Linked DNA regions of Homo sapiens: region 1 is linked to region 2. A link is an interaction called in ENCODE POLR2A ChIA-PET data of the cell type or tissue named here. Cell type or tissue: Panc1. All regions are shown on one strand. Links, peaks and the distances in the headings refer to the core of each region. The heading gives the core; the rest is flanking DNA.

Region 1 (4,397 bases), core at 88-4,087, 360 kb after region 2:
TGGCAGCCTCTTCCTTAGCTCCTGTGTGTGATGGCTTTGAACTTGTTTGAATGTAGTGGCACTCCACGGACTGCCACCTGTTTGCCTGTTCCTGTTATGGTGTATGGAGTGGGATAGAGAGCAATGCTCCTTTGCTAGGATCCAAGCAATGGTGCATTCCTGAATTTCTCCACTATTTTACGTCATGCCTATCAGATTCGTCTTGAAAAATAAGAAAGGTGATTTATTCCCAGCCAATTCCAGGACTCTGCAGAGAGTGGTCTCTTAAGTTCTGAGTCCTACCTTTAAGTTCTGCTAGCAGTAGAGACGTACCTACCTCATCTTCTTAAGAGTTTTGTGGCAGACTTCACTTCAGCCTCTGAAAAAGGAGATTGGATAAGGAGAGGAGAAAATAACATTTGCCCAAATGAACCAAAAAAGAAGAAGGAGGAAGAAAGGAAGAAGAAAGGGAAGAAGAGGAAGAAGAGGGGGATAAGGGAGATGAGGAAGAGAAGGCAAAAGAAAAGGAAGAAGAAGAGGACAAGAAGAACAAGACGGTAGAGTGTGAAATAAGGCTACTTTTTTGAAACAAAACATTTGCCTTTCTCTCTTCCCAAGGCATCTAAAACCACTTATTGTAGAATATTCAGTTCACTCACAGAAGGACTTGTGTGGGTTTCTTTCTGAGCTCAGACCGAAATTACCCTTGATGGCAGCTGGACAATTAGGTGAGAATACCTGAAACCACTCATCTTCATTCTAAGGTTTCTCAGAGCATAGTCTGTGAGTCTTTCTCAGAATTACCTAGGGCCCTAGCTTTAAAAAAAATAGACAAATTCCTGAGCCGAAATCAGCATCTCTAGGAGTGGGACCTGGGAATTTGTAATCTGCAGGGCTTTTTTGCTTTTGTTTGAAAGAGACAAGGCCTTCAGATGTTTCTTGATGCCAACAAAAAATTCGAGAATCTGCTTTAATCCGTAGGTCCCAGAACTCTGTTTTTCTCCCTGTAAAAGATAAAATTTAGTTCTGCTTAATTCGGCAAGACTTAAAAAAAAAAAAAGAAAAAGAAAAGAAAAAGAAAAAAACACAGAAAATTTAGCAGTTTTTTTTTTAGCACCTGAATCATCAGGCAAGAAATGTGGGTGTTGCTTAGCTCTAAGCCTCCTGAAATATTAAAGAAATATGTATGTGCAAATACCGAAAGAGGAAAAAGCTTCTGCATTGCTACGCCACAGACAGCATAAAAGATACCAGCATAACAGGTCTCTAAAGAATAAGATTTGGGAGCCTCATCTGCTGGGAGCTTAAGAATATAAACATGTATAAATAAGATGATATACCTGAAACAAAGTTTTAATAAGGAATTAAAACTGGAGTGCAGTGGCGCGATCTCAGCTCACTGTAACCTCTGCCTCCTGGGTTCAAGTGATTCTCCTGCGTCAGCCTCCCGAGTAGCTGGAACTACAGGTGCACACCACCATACCCAGCTAATTTTTGTATTTTTAGTAGAAACGGGGTTTCACCATGTTGACCAGGATGGTCTCAATCTCTTGACCTTGTGATCCACCCGCCTTGGCCTCCCAAAGTGCTGGCATTATAGGCGTGAGCCACCGCACCTGGCCTATTTATTTATTTTTAAGATGAAGTCTCGCTCTGCCACCTAGATCGGAGTGCAGTGGCATGATCTCGGCTTACTGCAACCTCATCCTCCCAGGTCAAGCGATTCTTGTGCCTCAGCCTCCTGAGTAGCTGGGACTACAGGCACGCGCCACCATGCCCAGCTAATTTTTGTGTTTTTAGTAGAAATGGGGTTTCACCATGTTGGCCAGGCTGGTCTTGAACTCCTGACTTTAAGTGATCTGCCCTCTTCTGCCTCCCAAAGTGCTGGGATTACAGGCCTGAGCCACTGTGTCCGGCCACAGCCAACTTTTAATAGTATTAATAGTATTATGAGGTGGAAAGACATTGAGATTTAGTGCCCAGCCAGGTGGCTGGCATAGCCTCGTCATGGAACCCATGCTGCTGGGTTTTCTCTCCTGTGGCTTAATATGCAGGAGCTCCTAGAAGATGATCATAAATGACCCACACAGGGGAGGGGAGGGAAGGAAGCATCAGGGGAGAGGACCATCCAGCTAACAATGTGGTGAAAGATAAAATATCACCAAACACACCTGAAAACCTGGCATCTGAGAATAACCCAAGGCAAAAAAGAAACAAACAAAAAAGCTCCTGTGTTTTCTATTTTATATTCCTTTTTTTTTTTTGGTATGGGTTGAGGGTCTTGCTCTGTTGCCCAGGCTAAAGTTCAGTGGTGCGATGATGGCTCACTGCAGCCCCCAGTTCATGGGCTCAAGCCGTCTTCCTGCTTCAGCCTCTTGAGTAGCTGGAACCACAGGCGTGCACCCCCACGCTCAGCTAATTTTTGTATTTTTTGTAGAGATGGGGGTCTTGCTATGTTGCCCAGGCTTGTCTCAAACTTCTGAGCTCAAGTGATCTTTCTGCTTCAGCTTCCCAAAGTGCTGGGATGACAGGCATGAGCTACAGCACCCAGCCTATTTTATACTCCTTAATCACCTGTTAGACTTCATTTTTCATGGGTGGGAGTAGAAGACTCGTATTTATTTAAACTTAAACCAAACTGCAGTTTATCAAAAATAAGCTGTTTTAAATAAATAATTGAGATGAATGATTAAAAACTTAAGACAGCTCTCTGCTTTTTATTTATAAAGGTTTATGTTGCTAAACTGTTTTCCATTATTACTCAATCCTAATAAGTTTTGGGAAATAGTGCTCACCTCTTGGCCCCATACATGTATTTTTGTTTTGCATTTTGGTTTTTCTAAAGAGGCAATAAATGAGAAAGATCTAGCTGGCAAAGGCAGAGGAAGAAAAAGCTGGAAAGGAAGAGGGAACAGCATGTACAAACAGCTTGCTGTGGGGGAAAAAAGCTTGAAGCATTTGAGGTACAAACGGAAACCAGTATGGGTGGAGTGTGGGCGCTCTGGAGACAGTGACGATGCTGGAAGCGATGTTATTGTACAGGACCTGGCTGACTATAGCAAAGAAGTTGAGTTTTATGCTAAGGGTGATAGAGTGCTAACAGAATACACTGGGAGTAACCTGATCCACATATTCCAGATACAAACTTGTTTCTCAAAATTTGCAATAAAGAAAAATAGAATAAGGCCAGTGCAGTGGCTCACGCCTGTAATCCCAGCACTTTGGGAGGCCGAGATGTGTGGATCACTTGAACCCAGGAGTTCAAGTCCAGCCTGGCCAACATGGTGAAAACCTGTTTCTATAAAAATGTAAAAATTAACTGGGCATGGTGGCACATGCCTGTAATCCCAGCTACTCAGGAGGTTGAGGTGGGAGAATTGCTTGAACCTGGGAGGCAGAGGTTGCGGTGAGCTTAGGTTGTGCCATCACACTCCAGCCTGGGTGACAGAGCAAGACCCTGTCTCAAAATAAAATAAAAAGAATAAGAGGAAAATGTAATAGTCCCTATTTTGTTGTTATCTTGATTTTTAGGGTTGGTTGACTCTTTGTTGCTACTAATTGAGTAGACCTTGTATTATTTTGAAATAAATGAATTCTTAAAGCAATGACCACACTTTGGGAATAACTGAAAAGGTAGCCAGCAACTAGCCCAGGACCCCAAGTCATAGGAGATGCTTGCTGACTGCTTATGGCTAACGAAGATCATACTTCAGTCTGGGAAGGAGACATTCAGATAATAAATGTCAATCAGCAATGTCTGTAAAACATTATCAAAAGAAATGCATGAGGAGGAAAATATGACTCCAATGAATGGAAACAACGGAAAATGTTGTCATAAAATAGCTACAGAATTTCGGAGTGGTTAACTACATGTTTGTTTGTTTTTTTATATACTCTCTGCCCAAAATTGTTGATGCTCAGGATCCTAAAGAAAGCTAAGTAAAAATTTTCCAACTAGGCTAGCCTCTAAATTCATGCAGTGTAAAAATGACCTTTGATGGTAACACTGAGGGATGTGATTTCAATTTCAACACTATACATTTCCAAAGGATTAGAGATGTCCCTCTGACATTCCCCATGTCCTCGAATAAGCCATTTGGATATATCATTGACTCAAAAACTTATTTAAAACTTTCTTAAACTCATCTGTTTTCAACCTGCACCTCCCCATGGAATGAGGAGTTTCTCGATTTTTTTTTTTTTTTTTAGAAATTCAGAAATTTGTTTATCCTAAATTCACTTCTTTCAAATTACACTTTCAAAATATCACTAGTGCTCTACTGTGTCTCTACCCAATCTCAGTGTCTCAGTGTCTTCTCTTTCTCGGGAGCATTGCAAGAAGAAGGGAGAGCAACCCCTTTTGTACCTTTTGAAGAGAAATTGTTGAGGATAGGAGGAGGGGATGCAGAAGGAGTGCA
Region 2 (4,397 bases), core at 232-4,231:
ACAAAGGACAATAAACCATTATATTGAAGAACAGGAGTGGTCTCAAGTTCAGTTTGCTTAATGGATATTACTTGAGAAGTGTACAACTGGTATTATTTAAGAATGGTATGGGCTGGGCGCAGGGGCTCATGCCTGTAATCCCAGCACTTTGGGAGGCTGAGGCTGGTGGATTGCTTGAGGTCAGGAGTTCCAGAGAGCCTGGCCAACATGGTGAAACCCCATCTTTACTAAAAATACAAAAATTAGCTGGGTGTGATGGCACAACCCTGTAATCCCAGCTACTTGGGAGGCTGAGCGGGAGAATCGCTGGAACCCAGGAGGCAGAGGTTGCAGTGAGCTAAGATGGCACCACTGCATTCCAGCCTGGGTGACAGAGTGAGACTCCATTTTTAAGAAAAAAAAAAAAAAAAAAAAAAAAGAATGGTACTACAGTTTATAATTTAAAAATTTATAGTCTGTGAATGAAGCCAAATTTCTCTTAATATACTTAAAACACTTCTGCATTTCTTACTTAGCTTCTGATGGAGCCCTGGCAAACCTTAAAGTTAAAATACTGTAACATTAAATACTGTAGAATTCATAATACTGTAGTGTTTATTGGCAGTAAAACACGAAGAATAAAATGAGGATTTCTGTTTTATTCACTGCCATGTTCCCAACACCTAGAATACATATTAATAGATGCTCAATATGTATTTGGTAAAAATGAACATCTAGTTTGGAAATGTATCTCTTAGTACCTTTGCATGAGACTAGTTTGTTTGATAACCTGTTACTGAATATCTGTGAGTTTGTAATCGCCTGACAGGTTCTTGCCTGCTGCACAGATAGAGGCAGTTTACTGAGACAGCAGTATTGCAATAGAGAAAGTTTTAAGAAATGCAGAGGCAGCCAAGTAGTAGTAAGAAGTTAATTACTCAAACCAATCTCCCTGAAAATTAGGAGACTAGGGTTTTTTAAGGATAATTTGGTGGGCAGGGGGCTAGGGAATGGGGAATGCTGATTGGTTGGGTCGGGGATGACTCATAAGGGGTTGAGGCTGTCTTCTTGTGCCAAGTCACAAGACCAGTCGAGCCAGTTTAGTGGTCCAGGTGGCAGGCATCAGCTGGTCCATCAAAATGCAGGGTCTGAAAAATACCTTGAACCAATCTTAGATTTTACAATAGTGATGTTATATATAGGGGCAATATTTGCAGTTTATCAAACCTAAATTTTTTGTTGTTTATACTGCTAATTAGAAAAACAGGAAATGGAACCAGAAGACAGTGTTTTCATTTACGTGGCTCTTGTATGGAAATAATTTTGTAGAAATGTGAGTTCTTTCATTAAAAAATAAGTTCCAGAGTGGGTAATGGTTGACTTTAAGGCAAGTAAAAAATTGTTTCTTGACCAGTTGCCTACAGCTGATGAGCTCCAGTAAGAGCGAAACCAGTTCTCACCCACTGAAATGATTTCGAAGTGTGAATTGGTCCTGTAGTACTGTGTCAGAAACAGAAACAACTCTAAGGGAGAAAAAGTATTTGAGTTAAAAGGAATTTTGTGACTGTACTGTATTATAGTATTTCTCCTAATGAGTAAGAGTTGCTAAAAGGTATTATAATCTATAATTGTAATTACTATATATATATATGAGTGTAAATTTGCTTTGTACAAGCATTTCTTTTTCTTAGAGAACGAGTCTCACTCTTGCTCAGGCTGGAGTACAGTGGTGCCATCATAGCTCATTGCAGCTTTGAACTCCTGGACTCAAGTGATCCTCCCATCTCAGCTTTCTGAGTAGCTGGGACTACAGGTGCATGCCACCATGCCCAGCTAACTTTAACAATTTTTTTTTTTTTTTTTTTTTTTTTTTTACGGAGATTAGGTCTTGTTATGTTGCCCAGGCTGGTCTCAAACTCCTGGGCGCAATAAATCCTTCCACATCAGCCTTCCAAAGTGTTGGGATTACATGCTGCACCCCCAGTGTATCAGCACTTCTTAAATTAAAATAATCTTGCCAACTAATGTCTTGTTTTACATCCTTCCCCTTTAGTCTACTACTTGCCATTCTATCCTTAGTAGCCTCGATGACGGCTCCCCTTTTACCCCATACCTCTCTCCCCCAAAAAAGCTTGGACAGCAACCAAATTGGCTTGTATCAGTATTGTCAACTGGAGGCCTACATGAGGACTCAGCTTACTGTTTTTCTTCTGGTTAATTGTGGACATAATCAAGTTCATTGCTTTTTCTCCCCATCTGCTACCACTCTTGTGCAGCTATTTATGGTGATGGCTTTGTTACGTATATACACATAGACCATTGTTAATCCCCTCCTTTTCCTTTGGCTGCCAAACAGTATTCATTTGAACATCATCAGAAGGTGTGCAAGCACTTTGGGAGGCCGAGGCGGGTGGATCACGAGGTCCAGAGATTGAGACCATCCTGGCCAACATGGTGAAACCCCGTCTACACTGAAAATACAAAAATTAGCTGGGCATGGTGGCTCGTGCCTGTAATCCCAGCTACTTGGGAGGCTGAGGCAGGAGAATAGCTTGAACCAGGGAGTCAGAGGTTGCAGTGAGCCGAGATCGCGCCATTGCACTCCAGCTTGGCAACAGAGCGAGACTCCATCTTTAAAAAAAAAAAAAAAAAAAAAAACCAGCTTGCAAGCTAAGTAGTTATCACATGCCAATTTACATGATTTTTCTTAAAGTCATGAGCATATTGCTGACAGAAGTTACAGAAAGTACTTGCCTTTTGAGGTTAATCTGAGTCTTCCTTAATTTACAGGAGGAGGATATGTAAAACATTCTAAGCTTAGGTAACCAAATAAACAGCTTTTTAAATCTAGATGAATATCCAGCAGGATGACACGTTTTTGTTGTTCTATACTGTCTTCCACATTGTCATCTTACAACCTGTTTTCCATCCACTGAATGCTGTTTGCTCCCTAGATCACTGTGTAAACCCAGTTGACCCCACCTTCATTTGTATAGCCACTGAAGAGCATTTGCAAAAATGCGTGTAAATGTAGTAGAGAATATGTTTGTTAGATTTATTATTACTGTCATATTGCATGAGACTTAAGAGTTTGATTCAGTTCAGAGGGAGGTTCCATCTTCGTGCAAGTACAAAGATCATTTAAAAGGCTAAATGCTGCCTCTTCAAAAAGGTCACAAGAAAGGCTCTATGTGCTTGATGAGTGTAAATGCAGTGTTTTTAAATTTACCCTGAGAGACTATTTTTGTACTTGTGATGAGAGAAAATTTGGAGGAAGATGTGACATTAGAATTGGTCCTTTAAACATAGACTTCAGATAGACCTAAGGGAAGAACATTCTAGTTGAGAACAAAGCCATTGAAATGTTAATACGCAAGTTGGGGGAATCTTTGAGTTAGACTGGTTGGGCTAGTAAAGTATGATGGAGTGCCAGGATTTCAGGAATGTGTTGAGAGATAAGAATGGAAAAGTAGTACAACTGGTTTACTGAGGAATCTTAAATCTGGGTATAAACGTGAAATGGTTTTATTTTTTCCTTACTGGGTCTCCAGTCATACAGTGTAAAACACTCCTAACCTCTGTACTTTCCTCTGCAGTGCAGTCCTTTAAGAATCCCTTGGTCCGATGTAACTTTGCCGCCACTTTTGGTTACTACAAAAAACTTATTCCAGAAATTAAGACAGGTTCTAGCCATTAAAAAAAAAATGAAGTCACAAACTCATTGTTTTCTCTGAAGAAAAGTTGAAGCTGTTCCCAGCTGCTTGGCATGAAGAGGTATAATTTGACTCAAAGATGTGCTCCCTCTCCTTACTTTTTTTTTTTTTGAGACAAAGTGTCTCGCTCTGTTGCCCAGGCTGGAGTGCAATGGCACGATCTTGGCCCACTACAACCTCCGCCTCCTGGGTTCAAGCGATTCTCCTGTCTCAGCCTCCCGAGTAGCTGGGATTACAGGCACCCACCATAATGCCCGGCTAATTTTTTTTTGAGACAGAGTCTCGCTCCGTCGCCCAGGCTGGAGTGCAGTGGCGCAATCTTGGCTCACTGCAACCTCTGCCTTCCGGGTTCAAGCAGTTCTCTGCCTCAGCTCCCCGAGTAGCTGGGATTTCAGGCGGCTGCCACCACGCCCAGCTAATTTTGTATTTTTAGTAGAGACAGGGTTTCGTCGTCTTGGCCAGGTTGGTCTTGAACTCCTGACCTTGTGATCTGCCCTCCTTGGCCTCCCAAAGTACTGGGATTACAGGCGTGAGCCACCACGCCCAGCCCACAAGTTATATCTTAAAGTGAGTTACTTTGGGTGAGGTAATGTAGGTGGCAGTGCCTCTGTTTGAGAATTATTTTATTTTGTCCTAGATTTTGGAATACAGAGTACTTACGAGGTCTTTTATTTACTCCGTTTATTTGTATTGTCTAAACCAAGC

What was found. ChIA-PET counts read pairs that join two places held together with the same protein. Peaks named below come from ENCODE experiments on the same cell type or tissue, not always from the same donor. Only the 100,000 strongest peaks of a DNase experiment are listed, where the experiment ranks them.
Region 1: POLR2A ChIA-PET joins it to region 2 with 6 read pairs; 3 of 35 experiments call an interaction of 5 or more read pairs at or near these places.

The regions. Positions count from the first base shown.
Region 1 is chr10:113,804,672-113,809,068 of GRCh38, reverse strand. No RefSeq gene overlaps it. Among named protein-coding and RNA genes, the nearest start is that of MIR4483, 29 kb to the right of the region's middle. In Panc1, for the core only: no CTCF peak of the experiment used is centred there; no DNase peak of the experiment used is centred there; H3K27me3 peaks cover 654 bases.
Region 2 is chr10:114,165,256-114,169,652 of GRCh38, reverse strand. All of the region lies in intron 1 of CCDC186 (coiled-coil domain containing 186), which reads left to right. Among named protein-coding and RNA genes, the nearest start is that of MIR2110, 6.7 kb to the left of the region's middle. In Panc1, for the core only: no CTCF peak of the experiment used is centred there; no DNase peak of the experiment used is centred there; H3K27ac peaks cover 1,051 bases.